Regions from separate parts of the Homo sapiens genome. Here region 2 is linked to region 1. The links are chromatin loops, found by intact Hi-C in ENCODE. Cell type or tissue: mucosa of descending colon. All regions are shown on one strand.

Region 1 (8,000 bases):
TCACCATGTTGGCCAGGATGGTCTCGATCTCTTGACCTCATGATCAGCCTGCCTCAGCCTCCCAAAGTGCTGGGATTACAGGCATGAGCCAGCGTGCCTGACCGAGACTTAATCTTTAAGGGCTGAGAATGAGCAGATATTCATTGTTTTAAATACATGTTTATTGGTGCCCACTATATCATTTAAAACTGATGCTCATTTGTTCTCTTGTGAGTGAGGTGAGCTAACATTTAGTTATGCTCAATGCTAAATGCCCATATGTTCAGTGTGCAGAGTGCAGGCTTCAGAGTCAAATTCTTCTGGTCTGAACCTTGGAGGGCTACTCACTAACTCTATGACCTGGGACCAGTTATTTTTCCTCTCTATGTCTCAGCTTCCTCATCCATTAGTCTGTAAAACGGTCAGAATCATTCAGCAAACCTCACAGAATTGTAATGAAAAGCAAACAAATTAGCATTAGGTAAGTTCTAAAGCAGCAGCAGAAACCTCGCAGGTGCTTGTTAAGTAAAACAGATCTGTGGAATGTATCTAATAATGTCCCTACCTCAAAGGATAGTTGTGAAAATTAAATGAGTTATCTCCAAAACACTTAACACGGTGCCTTGGTACCTGGTAAACGCTCAATAAATCTTATATTGCTATGTTTAATAGAGAAGACATATTAAGATATTATAAAATAAACACATGTAACACCAGAGAACAATGAAGTGATGTGCTCAATGACATGAGTTGTAAATAAACCTAGACATCAGAAAAAAGGAAGAATCACTTCCCTGGAAGGTGAGAGAAGATCTTTCACGACATCAAGAATTAGTGGGGCTGGGCGTGTTGGCTCTCACCTGTAATCCCAGCACTTTGGGAGGCTGAGGCAGGCAGATCACTTGAGGTCAGGAGTTCAAGACCAGCCTGGCCAACATGGTGAAACCCTGTTTCTACTAAAAATGCAAAAATTAGCCTGGCGTTGTGGCATGCACCTGCAATCCCAGCTATTCAGGAGGCTGAAGCACCAGAACCTGGGAGGCGGAGTTTGCAGTGAGCCAAGATTGTGCCACTGCACTCCAGCTTGAGCGACAGCGCAAGACTCCATCTCAAAAAAAACAAAACAAAACAAAAAAGCATTAGTGGGAGGAGAATAACGTAGTGAGAGGAAAGAGAATTTTTCAGGCAAGAACTGAAGGCAGCCCATGGCCCAGAGGACCGAAGGGAGAAGAGGAGAAAGGAAAAAGTGAGGAAGAGTGGTGTCAGGGCGCAGCAGGAAGTTAGTGCTAACGAGCTGGATGGGGCCAAGCAATCGAAGCCCTGAGAAGCCTGACAGCGGTGCTGGGAGTTGGGCACGCGCAGCAGACAGCATGCCAACCCCGAGGTACTCAGGCAGTGTGGTGTGCAAGGCCCTGTCTCTTCTTGTTTGGGTTGCCCTGGCCAAGATTGTCTCTTGCAATCCGTTCACATGCGTTCCAGGGCCTGCATGCTTAAGATCCCTTTTATTCCTGCTTGATGCCCTTTGGCTCAAGAATTTACTACTCAGCTTTTATAACACTTTCTTAAAACTGCCTTTCTTCTGGTGAATGGCTGTGCCCCACTGACAGTTTTTTCCTGAAAGGAAATGATAAGGGAGGAAAAAGCTCCAACTACCCCAAGTAGGCATTTTATAGGCGCTTGTACAAAGCTTGAGCCCTTGTGTGTGCCTCACTTCCTCTCTAATATTTTCTTTGGAATGGGAGCAAGTCATCATTTAAAAAATAACAATGATAATGGACTGGATCCTATCAATGATCCAAGGTCACTAAAATTCTCTTGCTATATCAATCCTTTTTGAGCTGCCAGGCTTCATCTAAAAGGTGCACCTCAAGTATCTAAAGGACACACAGTTTATTTTCAGGGTTTTAAAACTCAGTCAAGCTGGCTAAAGGCTGAGTATATAACAAACTACTTTTCAGTCTTTGCAGGCCATGATCTTAATACTCTTCCATTTCAGTTTTGCAACAATTGGCGAATCAGGGATTATCACTTTGGTTACCTTTATTCATAGGTTTACAAAAAGAAATAGTCATAAAAGAGTTGGCAGTTTTGAAGATACTCATATATACAAACATAAGGGTCATCGTCATGGAGCATATTGCATTGGCTATTGCATTTGCTCCTGAAATGGGAATATTACGTATGGAACTTTACAGAAACTATATACATGGGGAAGATTATCTCCAGAAAATTAAGAAAGCCCTTTCCTAAAGGCTATAGTGGTTTTACAGAGTGAATAAAAGGAAGCGAGAGAAAGAAAATTGCTGACTTGGTATAGCTGAACTTAATAAGTGCTAAATTGCTAAATAGTAGCATCCTAGAATGATATTTATAGAATATTTTGTGTAAGACTTTATATGACCTGTTTTTAGATATTATTCTTTTGGTTTGGCCCTCAGAAGATCAGAGAAAGCTGGGTGGTGGAGGGGTGGTGGGGGGAGAATCTGTATTATTTTGTTTTAGGGTTGTTTGACATTTGAGCTTATTAATTAACTCTGATGCCTTCCAGTGAATTCTGCCAACTCACTGGACAATTTCTGTATAAATGAGGTGGGTCAGAAGGCAGCATTGAACAAGCCAAGACTATGGGCCAGCTTACGTTAACTCATTTAAACCTTACCATATCCCTGTGTGGTCAGAATTATCCCAATTTTATAAATAGGGGAAAAAGGGCTCCGAGAGTAAGGAATAATGAGTTGCCCAAATTCTTATATGACTCATGAGGGCCATGCTAGGACTCAAGCCCTGATCTCCCCAGCACACTGGACTCTTTTTTTGCATGTGGTAGCTGCTGAGACACATTCTCTTGCCTTGTCTCTCCTCTAGTCTCATAATGGTTCTAAGCTTCCCAAATCATTTTAACTCTGATTCTTTAACCCACTTCCAAATTATAAAAACTGAACTTATTTCACATTTACTTCTTTCAAAGAATCACTCAACATCCTACACTAATCTTTCATAAAATGGATTTTGTGATCAAGTAAGTTTGAGGAATACAGAACTTAGCACAGTTGGCCCTGTGCGGTGGGTCACACCTGTAATCCCAGCAATTTGGGAGGTCAAGGTGGGTGGATCACTTGAGGTCAGGAGTTTGAGACCAGCTTGGCCAACATGGTGAAACCCCCATCTCTACTAAAAATACAAAAAATTAACCAGGCATGGTGGCAGATGTCTGTAATCCCAGCTACTCAGAAGGCTGAGTCAGGAGAATCACTTGAACACAGGAGATGGAGGTTGCAGTGAGCCAAGATCATGCCACTGCACTCCAGCCTGGGCGACAGAGCAAGACTCCATCTCAAAAACAAACAAACAAACAAAACAAAAACAAAAAAACTTAGTACAGTTTACCAATTTCTTTCACAAGCTATTTATTCATGTATTTATTCATCCTTTTATTCTGGGAGAACCTCTCAAGGGACTAGCTTTCCACAAAACTACCCATCTTGGTAGTGTGTCATCTTAGGCAAATCACTTTACCTCTTTGAGCCTAAGTTTTCCATTCTACATGTTAGACTAAAGATACTCTAAAGGTCCCTTGAGCTTTAAAACTTCCATGATATGGGCCCCACCCCCATGCCAAATCGAGGCTTTTGTGCTACCACTATGAGTTTGCTAAGGATAGCCTAAGATTTTCTGAAAACCATTTATTCATTCATTCATGGAACATTTATTTATTAATTGTCAAGTACTGTGTTAGGTTCTGAAGATGAAAAGACAAGACATAAATAAGACAAATAAGATAAACTATCTATCTGCCCTCTGGAGGGGAGACATATATGAACTGGTGATTTAAAAAAATACATAAGAGAGGAGTAGAAATATGCATAGGTAATACTGACACACATGAACTGATGATTTTTAAAAGTCTCAGCAAGAGAGAAGTAGAAACAGTTATAAGTAATAAAGACTCACGGAGGATCTGCCTCCTATTTGTGGGAGTTGTGTAAGGCCTAGTTGGAGAGAGAACACCCAATCTGGGTCTTAAGGGATGCGACAAAGGAAGGGAAGGTACTCCAGGCGGAGAGTAAACAGGAACCAAAGAAAGCATAGGGAGTTTAAACAGCATAATGTCTGCAGTGATCTACCAGAGTTTGGCACTGCTGGAATATAAAGTTATAAAATTCAAGTCAGGCGACTCTGAGCATAACGTCGTAGGAGTAGGCAGGGGCTAGATATTGAGGGCATTCTCTGTCAGATTCTTGAACTTCATCGAAGTGTGTTAGGGTTGAAGAGTTGGAGCCGGTGGAAGACTTGAAGCAGGGAAGTGACATGTTCACAGCTGCATTTTATACTGTTGTGTTGAAAGTAGATGCAAAGAGAGATAGGGAGACAAGTTTGGAGACCACTGAAGGTGTTCAGAGGCTAGGTAATGAGTGTCTGGACCGAGAGAATAATGGGGAAGCAGAGAAAGGAATGGATTTGAGAAATATTTAGTATTTAGTAGGTGTAATCTGCTCAGTCTGGTGATTGATTAGATGAAGAGGGCAAAGGAGAGACCATCACCTTCTAGTTTGGATGATTAAATATTTGATGTCAGTATAAGAGGAGGTGCTACTTTATGGAGAAAAATGAAGTGATGTGATTGGTTTTGAACCTGCTGAGTGTAAGGTCTCTCTAAGACATTTGCAGATATCTTAAAATTTGGAGTTGTTATACCACAACCCCATTCTGTGCATCAAACTCAAATGGAGGTTTCATTTTGTGTAGAGGACTTACATTTAAGGACTACTCCATATTGCTGTTTATTTGATTTAGATTGTTGGAATATTGGAAATAAATGGCAATTTTATTTTTAATAAAATATGAATATCAATTAAAATCATAAATAATTTCATTGTACTCTTATTTAACCACAGATTTATGAAGCAGGCAATAGACAGTGTTTATACTTATTGGTTTAAGTCTCGTTGTTTTTAAGAGTACAGTCAGCCCACAGCGAGACTCCATCTCAAAAAAAAAAAGTACAGTCAGCCTTCTGTATATGTGGATCTGCATCTGTGAATTCAACAAAAAAATTCCACAAGTTCCAAAAACCAAAGAACTTTTCACGCACCAAGTACTACATTGAGTTCACATGAAATGATGTGTAGGTATTGTATCAGGTATTAAAAGTAACCTAGAGCCGGGTGTGGTGGCTCATGCCTGTAATCCCAGCACTTTGGGAGGCTGAGGCAGGCGGATCACAAGGTCAGGAGATCAAGACCATCCTGGCCAACATGATGAAACCCCATCTCTACTAAAAATACAAAAAATTAGCCAGGCGTGGTGGCGGGCACCTGTAGTCCCAGCTACTCGGGAGGCTGAGTCAGGAGAATGGCGTGACCTGGGTGGTAGAGCTTGCAGTGAGCTGAGAGCGCACCACTGCACTCCAGCCTGGGCGACAGAGCGAGACTCTGTCTCAATTTAAAAAAAAAAAAATTAGCTGGGTGTGGCGGCGGGCACCTGTAATCCCAGCCACTTGAGAGGCCGAGGCATGACAATCGCTTGAACCCAGGAGGTGGAGGCTGCAGTGAGCTGAGTGAGATCGTGCCACTGCACTCCAGCCTGGTGACAGAGTGAGACTGTCTCAAAAAACAAACAAACAAACAAAAAAAGTAACCTAGAGATGATTAAAGTATGCAGGAAGGTATGTGTAGGTTATATGCAAATACCATGTCATACCATTTTATATAAGGAACTTGAGCATCAGTGCATTTTGGAATCTGCAGAAGGTGCTGGAACCAATTTCCCACGGATCCCATGGCACTATATGTATTGTTGAAAGAAAATAAACCTATACCCACTGGTGTAGATTTATGTTTTTTACTAGTATGATCAAACACAATTTAAAAAGTTTTCTTTTTACCAAATCCTTAACATCTGCGTAGATGAATTTAAAAGATTATAAACTGGCCAGACGCAGTGGCATGCGCCTATAATCCCAGCACTTTGGGAGGCCAAGGCAGGTGGATTACCTGAGGTCAGGAGTTTGAGACCAGCCTGGCCAACATGGTGAAACCTTGTCTCTATTAAAAATACAAAAATTAGCCTGGCATGGTGACAGCACATGCCTGTAGTCCCAACTACTTGCCCAGCTACTTGGATGGTTGAGGTAGGAGAATAGCTTGAACCCAGGAGGAGGAGGTTGCAGTGAGCCAAGATGGTGTCACTGTACTCCAGCCTGGTTGACAGAGTGAGACTCCATCTCAAAAAAAAAAAAAAAAAAAAGAAAGAAAGAAAACGAGATTATAAATCTACTTTTCTGAACTTCACATATGCCAGGTGTTCCAAGTTCTACAATACCTCAAAGCCAAGAAACTAACTGCTCACTTTCCCAGCCGTCATGGTGAACTGAATCATTTTCTACATGGCTCTTCTCATTTCTTTCTGAATGCACTATTTAAAGACTTCCAGCTGAATAGATTCTGCAGGATCTTTCTATGGGTTAGGAATATGGTCTGCATAGGAACTGGCCCAAATATTCCTCACTGGACATTGCTATCAGCATGAACCAGATCCCAGTGTTTGGGGCTCTATCAGCAAGTAGGTCTATACATACTGGAAGCAGGTGACGGGACTGTTAAGGGAAAGGGGGGCTGATGAAAGATGAGAAATAATAAATGGAAGAAAAAAAAGTCTCTTACCAGGCTCTTGTTGTATTTTGTGGTTGTTTTTAAACCAAGTGATCTGAGGCTCGGGGACACCATTAGCATGACAGTCTAAAGTGGTGGAACTGCTGATGGCCACTGTGTGATCACTGAGGTTTCGCAGGAGGTATGGTGCTTCCTGATCTAGTGAAGAAAGAAAGGGAGCTGTGATTACTCGTCAACTTTATTCTTGTATTGTCTATGCATATCAACATTTAAAATATACAGAGAAACAGCAAAACTCAACTATTAGGTTTCATTTTCATTTGTTCACTTTCTCTTCAATCATTAACCTGCTGCTTCTACTTTAATAAGATGCTACGATAAATTGAAATTTATTACAACACAGTGAAATCAAGGACTAGATTTTGTATTTTTAGATTTCAATACAAAGGCTTTTGCCTAGCTAGCTAGTTTCCTTCCTTTTTTTGAGAGGAGCTTTTCTAAAACTCAAGGATTTTGCATAATAGTTTAGAAGCTATAAATCAAAAACATGATTTTGTGTATAGTCTTGTAATGATTTTTATATAAATATATAGTGCTGTAGTGATAGGCTAATATAATTTTGTGTGAGTTTTGATTGATGTATTTGTGGGGGCGTGTTTGTGTTACTCAACTGTCAGTAACCTAAGTTGTAAGGCAGCAGACCAAACAGGAGAATTTCTTGAACTTTGAAAGCTTTATTGGTTCTTTCCTTTCTCCATTCCCTTCCCAAATGCAAGCAACCAAAGAATTAATTCAAGAGGCAGAGGCACAGATTTGTAGTTTTTGCACTATATAATAGTACAAATATTGTATTTTATATTATTTTCTCTTAAAACATACAAATATGATACAATACAATTTATTTTAATAAAATGCCAACCAATATAGTACAACAAAATGAATTCAATACATTAAGATGCAATACATTACAACATTAAAATCCCACATAAGAACAGCAGTACCCCCAAGGCCCCCAATGAGTACAGTATATCTCTAATGAAGTAGTCAGTCAGTCCTGCTGATGTGTATACATTCTAGTTAGGAGGGTACTGGATTGGTAGCTAAAGCTTCCAAGGTAAAAAATAAAAACAACTCCTAATGTCTTTCCCACCCTCCCAAGTCATTCCTTTCCCCTCTTGTTGGAAATCCTGGAACAGAAATCAAAAGAGTTTTGGCATAACTGACACGTTCTCTGTCACTGTCTTCAATTATACAGTATGAGCTTTCTCTGCCCATTTTCGATTTCCTCATCTTAGTGTACTAAAACTGTGAAGGCAGCTTAGGAGTGATGACAATGCTACAAAGATGATACATTGCAATGGCCTTAATTCCATGTCCCTGCAGGGTTCTGCCACGTCCCAAAACCTTTCC
Region 2 (8,000 bases), 240 kb after region 1:
AAACAGACACGTTCGAGAAAACACGTGCCTTCTCTCTCACACACACAGAGGATGGGAACACGAACCACAAGACCCTGCCCTATAGACCAGATACCTTAATGATAAGAAAAAGATACACGTCCTTGTAAGAGTGAGATCAGAGAACATTGAAAAGTTAGCAGCCCTCTTACATCCATTTAGGGCATTTGGGACAAGCATGAAATTGAAGGGCCAGTCCATTTTTTATTTTAATAAAGGGAGAAACATAGTTAAGGGAGAGTGTGTGTAAAGGAAGATGAAATCTTTGTGAGCATGAAGGACGTTATCAGAGATTCTGTGAGCATAGGAGTGTCTGTGAATGAAAGAGCTCATCAAGGAAAGAGGTCAAGGCCTAGGAGCAGGTTCCTGGGATGAGAAAGAATGAAACAAGAATCAGCAACAGGGGCAATGAGAGAAAGGGTGACACAGGGAAGACGTGAGAGGCGGCAGTTGGCATTTAGAGTGGAGCTCATGTGGACCAGGTGATCTTCAGCTATGTCCTCTCTCTGCTCCCCCTGAACCTGGGGTAGCTTCTTAAATTCTCTCTAAGGATCCGGAATTCTTTTTTTCTTTTCTTTTCTCTTTTAATTTCACTTTAGATTCGGGGGTACATGTGCAGATTTGTTACGTGAGTATATTGCATGACGCCGAGGTTTAGGCTTCTAATGATCTCATTACCCAAGTAATGAACATAGTACCCAATAGATCGTTTTTCAACCCTTAATCCCCTCTCTCCCTCCCTTGTTTTGGAATCCCCAGTGTCTCTTGATCTCATCTTTGTGTCTGTGTGTACCCAATGTTTACCTCCCACTTAGAAGTGAGAAGATGCGATTTTTGGTTTACTGTTTCTGCATTAGTTCACTTAGGATAATGGCCTCCAGCTCCATCCATGTTGCTGCAAAGGACGTGATCTTGTTCTTTTTTTTATGGCTGCATGGATGCAGAATTCTGAAGAACTCAGCAAGGTTGAGTAACATGAGTAGCTTGCACAGTCATTAGAGGGGATAGAGATGGAATTCCAACTCAGTTCTGCCTGATGCCAAAGCCCCGCCGCCATGTTGTTAACCAAGGCGGAGAGGAAGCCTGAGACAGCTTAAGTAAACAGCCTAAGAAAGTTGAGAGCAATGTGCAGGTATTAAGTCAGCCTGTGACTGACCCTGTCAATGACCCTGATATTTTAAGAGGGACTGGCTTGTGTTAGGCCATGCGTGTTCTACGTGACACAGTGGCTGGGTAGGATATTTTAATGTTTTGGCATATCGTCTTTCTGGGTGTGGTGCACTATTGTTACACATGCCGCACACCCAGACAACATTGTGTGAGAGTTGCTGCTTACCTGGAAACTCCGGGCACCAGGATTTGAACTGCAATCATGAAGGGGTCCACCCTGCACAGGTATCTTGCTACAATAATAGCTGGAGGCTGTCCTTAACCCAGGACTTTATGAAGATAACAAAAGGAGGTATCGAGAGGGTTTGAACCCATGCTATAAAATAAGACCAATCCAGTTCATTTCCTGTTAACTTCTAATTTTATGCAACAAACCACACATGGTATAGAAAGGCATTTTGGCATAAACCACCAAATTCTTCTCACTAAAGAATGAGAAAAACTCAGCGTGGAATGGCTAAGGAAATGTTCTCTGTTCCAGTCTTGGCTGAATTCTTCTTCATCTTGGATCTCCAAGTTCTAGTGATTCTCCTAAGCATATTCCACAATTATCTGGTTCTACCTCTCTAGTAAGGCCTCTGTCTCTACACTGGAACTTGTTCAAATTTCACTTTGAGCATCAAATATTTAGCAATCATATTCCTAAGGAGGTTTGTTTCTCCTTCCCTTGGGGTTAACCAAAATGCTTGTTGTTTGTGACGTCTACTTTTTGCAAAAAGCTTCTCCATATTTTTGAGGCCTGTCATATCTGAGAACCCAAAGTTCTGGCTAGTTGTATTTGATTTCTTCCTAATTTGTGTGGTCAGGAGGGAATATTTTCAGCTTCTTTTGACAAGAAGAGTGACCTTTTTAAATGGGACCCCTCTCCCATCAAAAACAAGAATGCAGAACCAGGCGTGGTGGCATGTACCTGTAGTCCCTGACTCCTGGGAGCCTGGGGCTTGAGCCAAGGAGTTTGAGGCCAGCTGCAACATGGTGAGACCCTGTCTTGGAAACAACCACAACAACAAAAGAAATGCTGGTTCACTTCTCGTGCAGCCCTATTACAAATCCTTTGGGTGTAGCAGCTCAGGGTATTACTGTTAACCATTTTATCCTCAGTACTGTGTGGGCTGCACTGAGACACACTGCTATTTCTTAAAAGGGTCTGGGTTCTTAAAAGGGAACCATTTAGGTTTTGATGATAGTGGAATTAAATGTAGCACATTTAATTGAACTAACATGCAAACATCTTTTATGCGCTGATGGTACGTTGGAGGCTTCACATACATGCTTTCATTCCATCCTCAGAATATCTTTATGAGTGGGTATTCTACGCCCATCTTACAGATGAAGAAACTGAGACTACAAGAAATTAGGTAAAACAAAAAAAATTAGGTGACTTGTGCAAAGTCAAGACCACACAGTCACTAGGACTGGATCTTGGATTTTTTTTTTTAATTGAGGTAGAATCGTCTAACATAAAATGTACCATCTTAACTGTTTTCAAGGGTACAATACAACAGTGTTAACTACGTGCATATTGTGCAACAATTGCCAGAACTTTTTCATCTTGCAAAACTGAAACTGACCCATTAAGCCACAACTCCTCCTTCCCTTTTTTCCCAGTTCCTGGCAACCACCATTCTACTTTATGTTTCTACGAATCGGATCGCCCTAGGTACCTCATCTAAGTGGAATAATGTAGCATGTGTCTTTCTGTGACTGGCTTATTTCACTTAGCATAACATCCACAAGATCCAACCATGTTATAGCACATGTCAGAATTTCCTGGTTTTTTTAAGGCTGAATTACACTCCATTGTATGGATAGACCACATTTTCTTTCCAGATCTAGGATTTTAATCCAAGTTTGTGAGTCTCCAAAACCCAAACTCTTTTCAGGTGAGTACACTATGCTACTTTGTCAATGCTTTAAAGATAATTTAAATATAATTTAAGGATATACATAAAGATAATTTAAAGATAAAGATAATTTAAAGGCAAATGTCACATTATACATAAAACAAATGTGAGCTGAGACAGTGGTGTCCCAGCTCTGTGTTCTTAACTTTCCAAGCTCAGAGACGGAGGGACAGGGGACTGACAAGGTCCTTCACTGACTTACACATTGCTAAGGGGAGCACTTGTCTTTCTTGTTGGATAGAGAACAGCTCGGGGCTCCTCCATGCACCTTGCATGGCCTAGAACTGCCTCCCACCACCCTCCTAGCCCAAGACACATTCCGGCCTTCCTTCTTCTATAAGTCACGTACCAAGGGCTCCAGGACATTGCCAACCAAATACAAATAGGCCTGAGACCTCAAACTCCCCACCCTTCCCTCACCCAGCCTTGCCTGTTGCCCAACTTCTCTGTCCTGGTGAGCTTTGCCAGTCCCCATCGCTTCCGCAAGCCTGCAGCCTCGGTAATCCATGCCGCCTCTCTAGTTTTCATCATACCCCGTCAGCTGCCAAGGACAGCAGCTTCCTTCTCTGCAGCCTGCCTGACAGCTGAGCGTATCCTTCCTTTCCCCAGAATCCCATCCACATCTCATGACCAGGCCTCTATGGCTTTGCAGTTTGCAACATTGTTCTTTATATCCACCCCCAATCTCCACTACAGGCTGGTATTGAATGAGCTGCAGCCATTTCTCCTGCTTGACCATGTTACTCCACTCTGCTGGGAACCTTTGGAATCATCTTATCAAATCAAAGTCAGTGCTGTCCTGCTTGGATGTTTCTTCTGGCTGCTAACCCACTGCCTCCCTCTTCACCTACACCCTCCTTGGGCAGCTTGGTTCTGATCAAGAGTGCTCACTAGGCCTGGTGCAGTGGCTCACACCCATAATCCTAACACTTTGGGAGACGGAGGTGGGAGCATCACTTGAGCTGAGGAGTTCAAGACCAGCCTGGGCAACATACACAGACCACCTCCCTACTGCAAACTCTACAAAAGAAAGAAAGAAATTAGCCAAGCATGCTGGCATGTACCTGTGGTCCAAGCTACTTAGGAGGCTGAGGTGGAAGGATCGCTTAAATCTGGGAGGTCAAAGCAGCAGGGAGCCATGACAGTGTCACTGCACTCCAGCCTGGCTGACAGAGTGTGACTGTCTCAAAAAAAAAAAAAAAAAAGATTGTTCAGTGCCTCCCACCCAGTTCTACAGCCTCAAATCCACATGCTTTGCTTTGAACTTCCAGCAACCCCTGGACATTCACCAAAACCCACTTCCAGACCTGGGACTCCTTTCTCTTCCACTGCTGGTGTGAATCTCTCCTTTCCTCTCCTCCCTCCCTCTGGATTGCAGTTTGCAATCCAGATTAATTCTGCCCATTGTCTCATTTGTATCTCTGAGCACTTGGATTTCAATGTAACTAATGTTTCTTTGCAAATATCTCCATAAACTGTATATATATTCATCTTTCTTTTTATGTAAATTCTTTGGAGAATGAACTAGGCCTACCTATTCCCAAATGGGCCCCTCACCCTCATTGCTTATATTATTCCATAAATAAATTATTTTGTAAGCGAATCAGGAGGGAGAGGATTATTTTTTCTTTTTCATAATTTTTTTAAAAATAGAGAGAAGGTCTCACTATGTTGCCCAGGCTGGTCTTGAACTCCTGGCCTCAAGCATTCCTTCAGCCTCAGCCTCCCAAAATGCTGGGATTACAAGTGTGAGCCACCTCACCTGGCCAGGGGGGATTCAGGATAACATAACAGCTGCTTTCTAGCCAAGCTGAGTTGAATGGGGCCAGTAATGGGGAAGAGGAGAATTGAAGGATATGGGGATAATGTCCAGATGCCGTGAGCCCCTGAGAAAGATGCAGTGTCTTTGAAGAAAAGGCCTTAATACAGAACCTAGATGAGTCTGGAGGACGTCACGTTGATACCGAAGGGAAGTGCTGGGAAGGGAAGAGCGTGGTCCCTTTAAATGATACTGAAGAGGGAAAGGGAAGTGCTGGGTAAAGGAGGGCATGGTCCCTGGCTAGGGCTCCACAGACCTAGGTGAGGACAGGCATTTCCTGCCCAAGTGTTGCATTTCCCAAGAACACCCTGGCCTGCCACACCCCCATCCTGTGCCTATGAAAACCCCCTGGAGACCCTAGCAGGCAGACACAGACACCTCCTGACATGGAGAGAAGCACCTCAGTGGAGGAACACACAGGTGGCTGGACATGGAGAGGAACGCATGGACAGGCACCAGCAGGCCACCAACCGGCAGAACGATGGGGAGTTTGGCTGGGGCAGTTGGAGGAGAGCCCAGGCTGCTGAGTGGCCCCACTCCAGGGGAAAACCATCTCCCTTCTGGCTCCCCCATCTGTTGAGAGCTACTTCCACTCAATAAAACCTTGCACGCATTCTCAAACACCAAGGCAGGAACACTGGGATACAGAAAGCCCTCTGTCGTTGTGGTAAGGCAGGGGTCTAATTGAGCTGACTAACACAAGCCGCCTACGGACAGCCAAACTAAAAGAGCACCCTGTAACACACGCCCACTGGGTCTGTAAACATTCATCCCTAGACACTGCTATGGGGTTGGAGCCTCCACAGCCTGCCCGTCTGTATGCTCACCTAGAGGTTTGAGCAACAGGGCACTGAAGAAGCAAGCCACTCCCCCGCTGCACACCTTGTGAGGGGGACAAGGGAACTTCGCTCGTTTCAACGTCTGACATCTACCTTCAGGTTCGGCACCTGAATAGGAGGGAGGACTCACAGCAGAAGGCCTCAGGGCACCGTAATTGGGCCTGCATGTCAGCGTGATTCCAAGGCAGGCTTCTGCAGTGTCCTGGCACCACCTGCCTCTGCCTAGGATGCATATAAGTGGCTGAGAGGCCAGCCACGGGGATGCCACTTGCAGGACACTACAACCAGGGGGAAGCCTGGCCATCAGCAGGGATTGAGGGCAGCACACTGGGCCTGGGAGGTGAGGTCCAGCTCTTTGAAGACAACAGCAACCACAGAACAGAAACAGCCTTGCCCCCACATTGTCAGCCCTGACCCCACCTGGAAGAAGGAGAAAGGGAGGGGCCTGAATTGACCGGGGGCTGCTCCAAAACAGCAGAATTCAAACTGAAAGGGACTAAGTTGCTTGTATTGGCAGGTTTCTACCTTGGAGAGGCAATGGAGCCTGGGAGCTGGGCTGACTTAGATACCAAGTCTGTGGAATTCCTCCCCTCCTACAAACTATGCACCAGCAAACAGCCCCAGGCCTGGATGACTTGTGAATCTGGCCCTTTGGCAGGGGCTTTAGAGGTGACCTAGGTGGAGCCCATCACCTTTAGTGGCAAGGACCTAAGCCCCAAGGAGGAGCGGGGAAACGGCCACAGAGCCCACTCCGCTGCCCTGCAGCCAGTGCCTCCCATCACCTTCACAGCTGTGAGGCTCTGTTCTCTTCTGAGGCCACTGGAAGGAGAAAGGGGGAAGATTAACCTGATCTAATATGACAGCATACGTTTCAATGAAGGGACTCAGTAATTCCAAATATTATAGTCTCTGTGTATGTTAAGAGGGCTAAGGTGATATGAGATGAGAGAAGGAAGATAATCCATTGTTTATTTTTACGTCAAAATCAAGGTGGGACCAAGTGGGACAGAGATGTGGAAAGCTTTGCGTCCTTGCTAGGCTTAGGTCCAGGTGACTTGGAGGTGAAGGTGGGACACCCTGGGGCCCCTGCCCTGAGAGCTATGAAATAGTGGGTCCTTGCTGAGCATTTCTAGAGGGTTAAAAACTTCAATCGTTGGCTGGGCACAGTGGCTCATGCCTGTAATCCCGGCACTTTGGGAGGCCAAGGCGGATGGATCACCTGAGGTCAGGAGTTCGAGACAAGCCTGACTAACATGGTAAAACCCCGTCTCTACTAAAAATACAAAAATTAGTTAGATGTGGTGGAGTGTGCCTGTAATCCCAACTACTTGGGAGGTTGAGGCAGGAGAATTGCTTGAACCTGGGAGGCGGAGGTTGCAGTGAGCTGAGATGGCGCCACCACACTTCAGCCTGCATGACAGAGCGAGACTCCATTTCAAAAAAACAAAAAACAAAAAACAAAAAACAAAAAAAACCTTCAGTCATTCTTTACTCTAAAAACATTTGCTTTGCCTTTTGTACAAAGGGTGCTTGCAAAAAGTTGACACCCATTTGCACCCTTATCTAACACCTTCTCACAGTAACAGAGAAGCAATCCCAACTTGTTCTTAACTTGTCTGAGAGTACAGCCCTAGCCAAACTCCTTCGCAGCTCCTGAGCCAAGAATAAAATATTTTCATGTTGAATTTAGGAGTCACGGATCATCATTCTGCAGTGGTTAAGAATTCACCTTCCATATGTTAATGCTTCATTTCCCCCATAGAATCAACTATGTTTGGCGCAGAAGCAGAGAAATGCATTTAAATGCTTATGATGAATAATCTCTTAAGCTTATTATGAGTATGTTTGTGCCAAGTGATAAGTGAAAGCCAATACCTCTTTATACAGTGTCTGCATAGGTCCCCATGATGTTTAAGGAGCACTTACTGAATAAAAAAGCGTCTCAGTGATTATAGCCAAATGTCTCTGTCAATTCCATTGCGTATAATAATTTGGGGACCATTATGCTAATCACATCTGCCATAATACTTGGAGTATTGCTGCTCTTAACGTTACGAGATGACACTTTTCCAGTTTGTGCATGCGCCCAGTCATACTATTCCTTGATGGCCTTTTAAGGGTGGGATTGTCGGTGGGAGAGAAGGGAGGGTTGTGGAGGCCTGGGGCCTCTGGCTGTGGGGTGATCATGTTCTTGTGCTTTTGTCCATCCTAAACAGTCAAAAATGTGTCCTGCCACAGGTGAGGCCTGGA

What was found. A loop is a pair of places that touch in the nucleus more often than their neighbours do. Peaks named below come from ENCODE experiments on the same cell type or tissue, not always from the same donor. Only the 100,000 strongest peaks of a DNase experiment are listed, where the experiment ranks them.
Region 2: a loop joins it to region 1, with 7 times the contacts of the local background. A loop is called at or near these places in 3 of 110 quality-filtered maps.

What each region holds. Positions count from the first base shown.
Region 1 is chr13:28,378,244-28,386,243 of GRCh38, forward strand. FLT1 (fms related receptor tyrosine kinase 1) reads right to left here. Exons shown (of 30, transcript NM_002019.4): 14 at 6,642-6,788. Among named protein-coding and RNA genes, the nearest start is that of FLT1, 110 kb to the right of the region's middle. In mucosa of descending colon, no CTCF peak of the experiment used is centred here; no DNase peak of the experiment used is centred here.
Region 2 is chr13:28,618,893-28,626,892 of GRCh38, forward strand. No RefSeq gene overlaps it. Among named protein-coding and RNA genes, the nearest start is that of POMP, 36 kb to the right of the region's middle. In mucosa of descending colon, no CTCF peak of the experiment used is centred here; a DNase peak (open chromatin) is centred at 3,592.